Regions from separate parts of the Homo sapiens genome. Here all the other regions are linked to region 1. Evidence: chromatin contacts called from ENCODE Hi-C or POLR2A ChIA-PET data. All regions are on one chromosome and are shown on one strand. The core of a region is the stretch at or near the end of the contact, and the rest is flanking DNA. Distances in the headings are between cores, read along the strand shown. Region 1 holds the start of MDN1 (midasin AAA ATPase 1). Region 2 overlaps BACH2 (BACH transcriptional regulator 2). Region 3 overlaps ANKRD6 (ankyrin repeat domain 6).

What was found. A loop is a pair of places that touch in the nucleus more often than their neighbours do. ChIA-PET counts read pairs that join two places held with the same protein, here RNA polymerase II (POLR2A). Pooled maps may share reads with other maps.
Region 2: a map of sigmoid colon shows a loop between it and region 1 (3-fold over the local background). The contact joins the enhancer-like site here to the promoter of MDN1 in region 1. A Hi-C loop is called at or near these places in 4 of 168 maps with a recorded cell type or tissue (B cell, ascending aorta, sigmoid colon and 1 more) and 13 of 50 pooled maps. POLR2A ChIA-PET finds 5 or more read pairs at or near these places in 6 of 52 experiments (AG04450, MCF 10A, WTC11 and 3 more).
Region 3: a loop to region 1 is called in a pooled map, with 2.8 times the contacts of the local background. The contact joins the enhancer-like site here to the promoter of MDN1 in region 1. A Hi-C loop is called at or near these places in 1 of 168 maps with a recorded cell type or tissue (tibial artery) and 1 of 50 pooled maps. POLR2A ChIA-PET finds 5 or more read pairs at or near these places in 5 of 52 experiments (GM10248, GM12878, H1 and 1 more).

The regions. Positions count from the first base shown.
Region 1 is chr6:89,818,323-89,821,161 of GRCh38, reverse strand. MDN1 (midasin AAA ATPase 1) reads left to right here and starts at 1,368. Exons shown (of 102, transcript NM_014611.3): 1 at 1,368-1,656. The coding sequence starts at 1,555. RefSeq lists enhancers at 431-1,050, 1,051-1,670, 1,325-1,714, 2,291-2,839.
Region 2 is chr6:90,216,728-90,219,566 of GRCh38, reverse strand. All of the region lies in intron 3 of BACH2 (BACH transcriptional regulator 2), which reads left to right. Among named protein-coding and RNA genes, the nearest start is that of BACH2, 79 kb to the left of the region's middle. RefSeq lists an enhancer at 1,200-1,858. Within about 2 kb of position 1,351, at least 38 of the 41 ENCODE cell types and tissues checked have a DNase peak (open chromatin) inside an H3K27ac peak, as active enhancers do; they include B cell, ascending aorta and sigmoid colon, where a contact is called at or near this core.
Region 3 is chr6:89,474,404-89,477,242 of GRCh38, reverse strand. All of the region lies in intron 1 of ANKRD6 (ankyrin repeat domain 6), which reads right to left. Among named protein-coding and RNA genes, the nearest start is that of ANKRD6, 43 kb to the right of the region's middle. Within about 2 kb of position 1,447, at least 2 of the 41 ENCODE cell types and tissues checked have a DNase peak (open chromatin) inside an H3K27ac peak, as active enhancers do.

The DNA.
Region 1 (2,839 bases), core at 119-2,618:
CCATGTTGGCCAGACTGGTCTCCAACTCCTTATCTCGTGATCTGCCTGCCTTGCCTTGAGCCACTGCGCCCAGCCCACAAGTGCACTTTTAATGTTATGGACTCTACTATTTTTTATGACTTCCAGAATATGCTATAACTTACACCCCATAGTTTAATATTCCCAATTGAACATTTTCTTCCAATATCTGTATTAAGAAAACTGCAAGGGGTGTCTTTGTCACACTTAGTGAGGATTTCCGCAGGCTAGAGTCCTACAAGGGGAATTGCTGGGGCAGAATGTTAACTAGTTAGGTATGAGCAGAACAGGAGAGCGCTCCCCACCCCACACATACCAGGACTATTGGGTGACAATCAAACGATGGTCAGGCGGTTCTTAACTGTTTCTCTAACGTTCACCGGGGCCAGCGAAAGGCAGTCTCCTAATAGAAAACACCTGAAACTGATCAGTAGCTTCCCAGTAAGATCTCAGGAGTGGGGAGAAGCAATGCAAGTTCCCCAAAGTATGCCAACATATAAAACTTCAAGTCAACAGGTCAAGCTGCGCACTTGGTTTCTCAAGTCGCCTGCTTGGCAGTCTTCCAAGTTGTACTTTCCTCCTTTTCTTTCCGTCCCGTTCTAAAGCTTTTTGATAAACTTTTACTTCTATTCTGAAACTTGTCTAGGTCTATCCTGCCTTATGCCCTTCGTGGAATTATTTCTTCTGAGGAGGCAAGAACTAAGGTTACTGCTGACCCCTACCTATACAGGGGGTAACTGCCACCGCTAACAAGAAGGGGAGAATCAGCTTTTCTTTCTTTTTTTGAGACAGTAAAAGTCTGCTGTGTCGCGCGGCTGGAGTGCAGCTGCACGATCTCGGCTTACTGTAACCTCCGTCTCCCGGGTTCAAGCGATTCTCCTGCCTCAGCCTCCCGAGTAGCTGGGACTACAGGCGCGCGCCACCACGCCCGGCTAATTTTTGTATTTTTAGTAGAGAAGGGGGTTTCACCATGTTGCCCAGGCTGGTCTCGAACTGCTAACCTCAAGTGATCTGCCCTCCTCGGCCTCCCAAAATGCTGGGATAAAGACATGCGCCACCGCGCCCGGCCGAGAATCAGCTTTTCTCTCACATCTGATCTTTCCGTGTGTTAAGGCAGAAGCAAGGCACGGTGGGCTGAGACTCACACGCCCCCTCTTTCCTCCCCGGCCTAACGCACTCTTCTTTCTGTCCCACCACGTGCTGTGTTCGCGAGTCCCCATCACTCCTGCATCCAAACCGACTAGATTTTTGTTTCCATTTCCCTCCCGGAAAAGGCGGGACAGCGAAGACTGGCGTTTCCGCCGCTGAGGGGCTGAGGCCGGGAGGGCGCAGCGTAGCCGTCCCGAGCTGATGACGTCAAACGCCGTGTGCTCACCCACGTGTGGTGCCCCTCTCCCGGTGTAGGCGCTGGAGCTGAGGACGCCTTTCCTGCGGGCGTAGTTGCTGGCTGCTCGGGCACTGGGACCTCGGCGGCTTGGGGACGCTGGCCGCGAAGTAGGGAGCGCAGGTGGCCGCTCGGGGTGAGGGCCCTGGGTCATGGAGCACTTCTTGCTGGAGGTGGCAGCCGCGCCGCTGCGGTTAATCGCAGCCAAGAACGAGAAGAGCCGCAGTGAGTTGGGCAGGTTCTTGGCCAAGCAGGTAAGACGTGAAGGGAGAGGGAAAGCGCCGGAACGACTGGGTCGCCCCACTAGTAAGCTTCCTGCGCTCCCCCGCCGATACTCGCCGCTTTAAGTGGGGAGTGGTGCAGCCTCAGGTCAAGCTGGCCCCCTCCTGTGGGCTGGCGCAGGTCGTGGAGGTTTCCGAGCGTGTTTGAGGCGATTGGAAGGAGTCTTTTGTTTTTATCTGGGGGAGCCTTCCAGTACCCTTCCCATCGCCTCTCACCCCTATGCAAGCGCTTTGGCTGCTTGTGGCAGAGGTGGCCTTCCCAAAGGAATGTGGTTTGTTTTTCTGAAATTGAGGTTGCGTTTCTGCCGTTTTGACAAGTGTACGTATCACCTAAGTGTGCGTAGTGCAGCCACTCCTGTTAGTTTGGGGAACCATCGACAAATACTGATTGCATTCCTGCTGTGCGTAAGGAACGGTGTGGCGCTGTGAGAAAGTGGATAGATAAATTCGTTACGATCTCTGCCATGAGGGAAATTTGCATCTGTTTTTGGAGACAGTTCGTAAACACTTACAACAGCTGAAGTACAGAGCAAGACAGCTCATACTCACTGTAACTAACTATACAAATTATAAGGTTAATTAGAGTTTTCTGGGAAATAGGTCTTCGGGCTTTTAAGAACCTTCTCATTGACTCCTTCTATCTGAGTTGAAGACACTTTTTTTTTTTTTTTGAGACGGAGTCTCGCTGTGTCGCCAGGCTGGAGTGCAGTGGCGCGATCTCGGCTTACTGCACCCTCCGCCTCCCGGGTTCAGGCGATTCTCCTGCCTCACCCTCTCAGTAGCTGGGATTACAGGCGAGCGCCACCATGCCTAGCTACTTTTTGTATTTTTAGTAGAGACGGGGTTTCACCATGTTGGCCAGGATGGTCTCGATCTCTTGACCTCGTGATCCACCCGCCTCAGCCTCCCAAAGTGCTGGGATTACAGGCGTGAGCCACGGGACAGGTGAGTGTGGTCCCAGGTACTTGGGTCCCAGGTGTGGCTAATTAAAAAAAAAATTTTTTTTTTGTAGTTGTAAGGTCCCCCTTTGTTGCCCCGACTGGTCTGGAACCCCTGGGCTCAAGTGATCATCCCGCCTTGGCCTCCCAAAGTGCAGGGATTGTAGGAGTGAGCCACCGTGTCCGGCCTAAATTTTTTTTTTTTTTTTTTTTTTTTT
Region 2 (2,839 bases), core at 102-2,601, 400 kb before region 1:
CCGCTGCCATGTCAGGTAAAGTTTTCTTTGTACGTGATGAATGGCAGAGAATTCTTTAGCAGAAGGAACCAAAGGAGCTGGGAGGAGGAAAGGGGAAGAGAAGAGCGGAAAAGAGAGAGAAAAAGAAACACACAGCTCCAGAGGGACATAGCCTGTGCTTTGCAGTTGCTTGTGTGGATAGAAACCAGATGGTAAGCTGGAACACCCGCTTGGCTATCTGAGGAGCCAAACATATGGTTAATGGTCGGGAGAAATAGCTTTCAGAGCCAGGGCTTTGCTGACTGCCTCATATTACAGATTGTTACAGTGTGTCATTACATTGCCAACCTAAGTGCTTAATACCCACTGCAGGCGCTGGGCATACACTTACAAGAAAGACTTTTAGCTCTTTGCTGGCTCTAAACAGAGAAGTGACATCATAGGGAGGCTGAAAATGTCTGGTGTTGGAGGTGGGGAGAAGGATAATTTTGTAGTGGAAACAACAATTTTTTTTCTTTTTTTTACAAGCCTTCACTCCACTGAAGTCTACTGTTTTCTGAGAACCTTTTAATACTAGACTGGTTCTCTCACTCTCTCAATCTCTCTTGCGTGCACTCTCACTCTCTGTGTCACACACACACACACACACACACACACACACACACACGGAAAGGAAACCGAAATTCACAGCCCAGGCCATGTCCCCCAACTCCAGTGGATTTGACAGGCCTCGTTCACCTGGAAGCCACATCACTGACTCAGAGGCCCTGCATTTGAAGTTTCTGTTTGGGGAGCTTTGGGCAACAGCAGGCCTGTGTTATCTAAGGAACTGCTGAGCCCATTCATCTGCTTTTCACGGCCCGTTTCCTTTTATTTTTAGCCAAATCCGTCAGGCCTGACAGGCGGGTAATTCGAGCCAGAGAAAGGGCAGAGCTCCAGGTCCTTTCCACAAAGCAATTCTTCTCCTCCCTCCTGGGAGGGCTCCAGACTTGGCCTGCTTCAGGCAGATGGATTTGTTGAGTCATGTGAGATCATTTACACAAAAACACAGTGAGGCAGTGGAAATTAAAAAAAAAAAAAAGAAAGAAAAGAAAAAGAGGAGGGTGGGGGAAGAGGAAAGAGGGGAAGCCAGGGGAATGTGCGCTGCCCTGCTGCTGAGGAGCATAGGAATTTTGCAGTGAGGCAGCTAGACTGAGGAATGCCTAGAGTCATTTGTGTATAAGGTAATGTCTAGTTTACAGAGTGGGGCGGGCCAGGCGAGGACGGCGCCTCCAGCAGCTTGCCTCTGTTTAAAAGAAGAAGGTGTTGGGAAACTTTAAAAAAATTTTTAGAGCAACACCCACCAAACAAAGACCACACTGTTGACAGCGTTGGGTTCCAGTAGCGGTAAACTACCAAGGGGCTGGTTTACAGAAAATGAGTTTGCTCTGTGATGTCATACAAGTTTGCTTTGTCCTGACGCCAACATGACACTGAGGCAGCAGAGGAGGGAGAACAGGAAAATTGGAACCGTACTCTTAGTTAATGGTTTCCAGAGATTATTTAGCAGGACTTGAACAGAGGGAGGAAAATATTGTGAAGGATTGCTGCGAGGTGTACCATAATTGCGGTAGGTAAAACAAAGTCATTACTATGGTTTTCTTGCTCAAGAAGGATTGAGCAATGACTTCAAAATGCCAAGTAAGGTATTATTTTTCCCTACCACAGTATTTATTTTCCTTTAGCTTCTGGGGCATTAAAAAAAAAGACCAACTCTCACATCATGGCAAACAGTATTAATGTTAGTGAATCAATTTTGTTTACTGTTTATACCACAAGCCTTTAAAACATTCCATTAAAAAATTGTCTCCCGCTCATTCATGAAATTCTTTTTTTCCTTCAAATTTGCTTACATGCATTAGCTTTGTTTGGATAGGGACTTTTTCCCTTTTTGGCTGGAGTAAAAGAATGCATAAAAGAATAGTGAGTAGATTATCTAAATGTACATTCTTACAACAAATGTAATGAAAATATGCCGCGTGGATGAGAGGGAATATTTGAAAACAGAAAGAAAAACAGAAATGGGGAGCATTTCAAAATAGTCACCCTGATTATCTTTGTTATGATGCATTTCTTCAATTCTGCATTTATTTAGAACCCTATTGTGCAGCTATTTCTTTTAGCCACCCTAGATAGAATGTAGGTCAACATCAACATTGTTCCTCATATTTTGTTGGTATTTTAAAAGTTGAAACATTTTGCAGTTTTTTCCAGAGCTAGATATTCTTAGGTTATTTAGACGGTTTTAGTGACCATAGAACTTCACGTATAAACTCCTTCTGTTAATAGCTACCACTGAATTTTGATAGTAGACACTCAGATCACACCTTGACCTGGAGTAAACAAGGCACTGATGATATTGATGATAACATAGTCCAACACTGAAGCTGTTCCACTTCTTCCAGGCAACTCTGATGGTCTTACTCTGTGTAAGTTACAGCTTTTACTTCGCTCAAGGAGAGAACTGGTAAATTTTTATGGTTGTTAATTGTTTACATTTTGGGGACCCCAAGTTGCATGGTGCCACATTATTATAATGTGATTATGAGTTGGCATGATTTTAAGTCTACCCATATCCTTGAATGTTCCCTCCCCGTCAGGATTTCCCAATCTCAGCACTATTGACATTTTGGACCAGTAATACTTTATTATGGGGTGTGTCCTGTACGTGGTAGGATCTTCAGTAGCATCATTGGTCTCACCCACTAGATGCCAGTAGCACCCTCCCCCGGGTCATGACAACCAAAAATGTCTACAGCATTGCCAGATGTCCCCTGGGAGACAAAACCACTCTGGTTCAGAACTTCTGCTCCACATTTCT
Region 3 (2,839 bases), core at 198-2,697, 340 kb after region 1:
GCTGGGCACGGTGGCTCACGCCTGTAATCCCAGCACTTTGGGAGGCCGAGGTGGGTGGATCACGAGGTCAGGAGATCGAGACCATCCTGGCTAATACGGTGAAACCCCGTCTCTACTAAAAATGCAAAAAATTAGCCGGGCGTGGTAGGGGGTGCCTGTAGTCCCAGCTACTTGGGAGGCTGAGGCAGGAGAATGGCGTGAACCCGTGAGGCGGAGCTTGCAGGGGGCCAAGATTGTGCCACTGCACTCCAGCCTGGGCGACAGAACGAGACTCCGTCTCAAAAAACAAAACAAAACAAAAACCTTTCATATTTTTTAAAAAAGGAAAAATGATATTTGAAAAGAGTTTAAAACATGTAAAAATGAATGTTGTTCACAAATAGCATGGTTGCAGACTATAAAACAAGAAAATAAAATATTAAGAAAAGACAGGAAGGAAATACATCCTAATGCTCACAGAATTTATTAACAGGAGTTACAGGACAATTTGTATGTGTCATCCTATTTTTTTGTGTCTTCCAAATTTTTCTATAAGCACTGTATTACTTTTATAACCACATCAAACCAATCAACCTTATCACTTAAGAACATGCAGTTTAAGTATCTAGTTTTATATTAAATATTCAATATTAAGAACTGAATTAACAAAGTATGGTATAATAACAAAATACAACATGCAGCTTTTAAATAGCCATGATGAAAGATATGGAGAAACAGGAAACAGCTTATAAGACAGTTTTGTGGAAAAAGTCAAAGATAAAAATACACACATATTGGCTGGGTGCCAGCACTTTGGGAGGTCAAAGTGGGCGGATCACCTGAGGTCAAGAGTTCGAGACCAGCCTGGCCAACATGGCGAAATCCTGTCTCTACTAAAAAAAATACAAAAATTAGCTGGCCATGGTGGTGCACGCCTATAATCCCAGCTACTCGGGAGGCTGAGACAGGAGAATTGCTTGAACCCAGGAGGCGGAGGTTGCAGTGAGCCAGGATCAAGCCACTTCACTCTAGTCTGGACAACAAAGCAAGAATCCGTCTTAAAAAAACAAAACAAAACAAAACAAAAAAACAAAAACACAAAAACATACACATATTAATTATAACTGGTAAAATATATTCACATGTAGATGATAATCTACAAAAGATGAAAATGTATCAAGAGTGGCATTATGCATTATTTTAAAAGATTCTTTAATATTATAACACTTTTCATGTAAAAGTACCTATGAAAATGTTCTTTGCTAAAGATACCTGTAAATTGTTTCACACTGTCTAAAACAGCTTATAGCCATACCAAGAATCCACTACTGTACTAGAAAATGGCAGGCAAACTTGAGGTTTGTCAGGCTTCCCACAAACACTCCCATAATACTTCATTCAACTCATGGTTGGTTTCACTTTCACTGTGGGTGGATGTGCACATGGGTACAACCTTTCTGGAGGACAATCTGGCAGTATTTGTTAAATGTTCACTCTCTTTGAGCATTTCCACATCTGGGAATCTGTCCTATGAAAACAATGCCACACATGTACAAATCCAAAGGTGGTGAGAACAATCACCTCATCTATCTAGGACAGTGGGAGGCTGGGGGCTGTGAGAGGGACAGTTTCATTCAGAAAAGCTATGGAGAGAGATCTAGAATAACTACTAAATTTAAAAACCTATGCAGTTATGATTTGTTGCCCAGTTTTTCTATTTTCTTTGATGTCTTTATTTTTGGCAATCAACCAGAAATAAGGGTGTGCTACAACTCTGCATGTTCCAATCATATTCATGCCAGTACAGATATGCTAACAAACAGAATCAATTGAAATAAGCAGGTTTTAGATTGTTTTCTGTTTACCTCCTAACTTCATAAACAGAATTTAGAATATGGCAACTATTTAATTTGAAAACAGGGATGTGATGAGTCAATTTGAAGACAGTCATGGAATAAGAGTCATACGTGCATGACTCTGATATTTTTGCTTAAGTAAGAAAGGTCCAGATTTTAGGTTTGGGCTCCTTGGGTTTGTTTCTTAAATAAGTTGTATTTTCATGCATCTATTCATGTTTTACATAGAGCGTTTTGGGTGCTGCTTTCTGACAACTTAAAGTGAGACAAATTTCTCATTATATATTGAGCCTCTTTATGGTTGACCCAAAGTCCAAAAATTCTGATCAGGTCAAGAATATAGGTTAAGCTAAACTTGGAAAATAAGTTAAACTTGGAATACAAGAATATAAGTTAAGTTTTACTCTGGCTGTAAAGGAGCCAAAGTAAAAACACAAATAATTTCAAATCAAAGTGAAATCAACACTAGATTTCGCACTGTCTAGAACAGCTTATAACCGTACCAAGAATCCACTACTACACTAGAAAATGAGAGGCAAACTTTAGGTTTGTCAGGCTTCCCACAAACACTCCCATAATACTTCATTCAACTCATGGTTGGTTTCACTTTCACTGTGGGTGGATGTGCACACTGGACTACATCCAGTGCAACACTGTAGTGGGCAGTTTTCAGATTTAAAAAGATGAGAAAGGCTGGGAGCGGTGGCTCACACCTGTAATCCCAGCACTTTGGGAGGCTGAGGCAGGTGGATCACAAGGTCAGGAGATCGAAACCATCCTGGCTAACACAGTGAAACCCCGTCTCTACTAAAACTACAAAAAATTAGCCAGGCGTGGTGGCAGGCGCCTGTAGTCCCAGCTACTCAGGAGGCTGAGGCAGGAGAATGGCATGAACCCAGGAGGTGGAGCTTGCAGTGAGCCGAGATCCCGCCACTGCACTCCAGCCTGGGTGACAGAGTGAGTCTAAAAGTTATTCATGTTAGATATCCTCAGATTGAAATGCC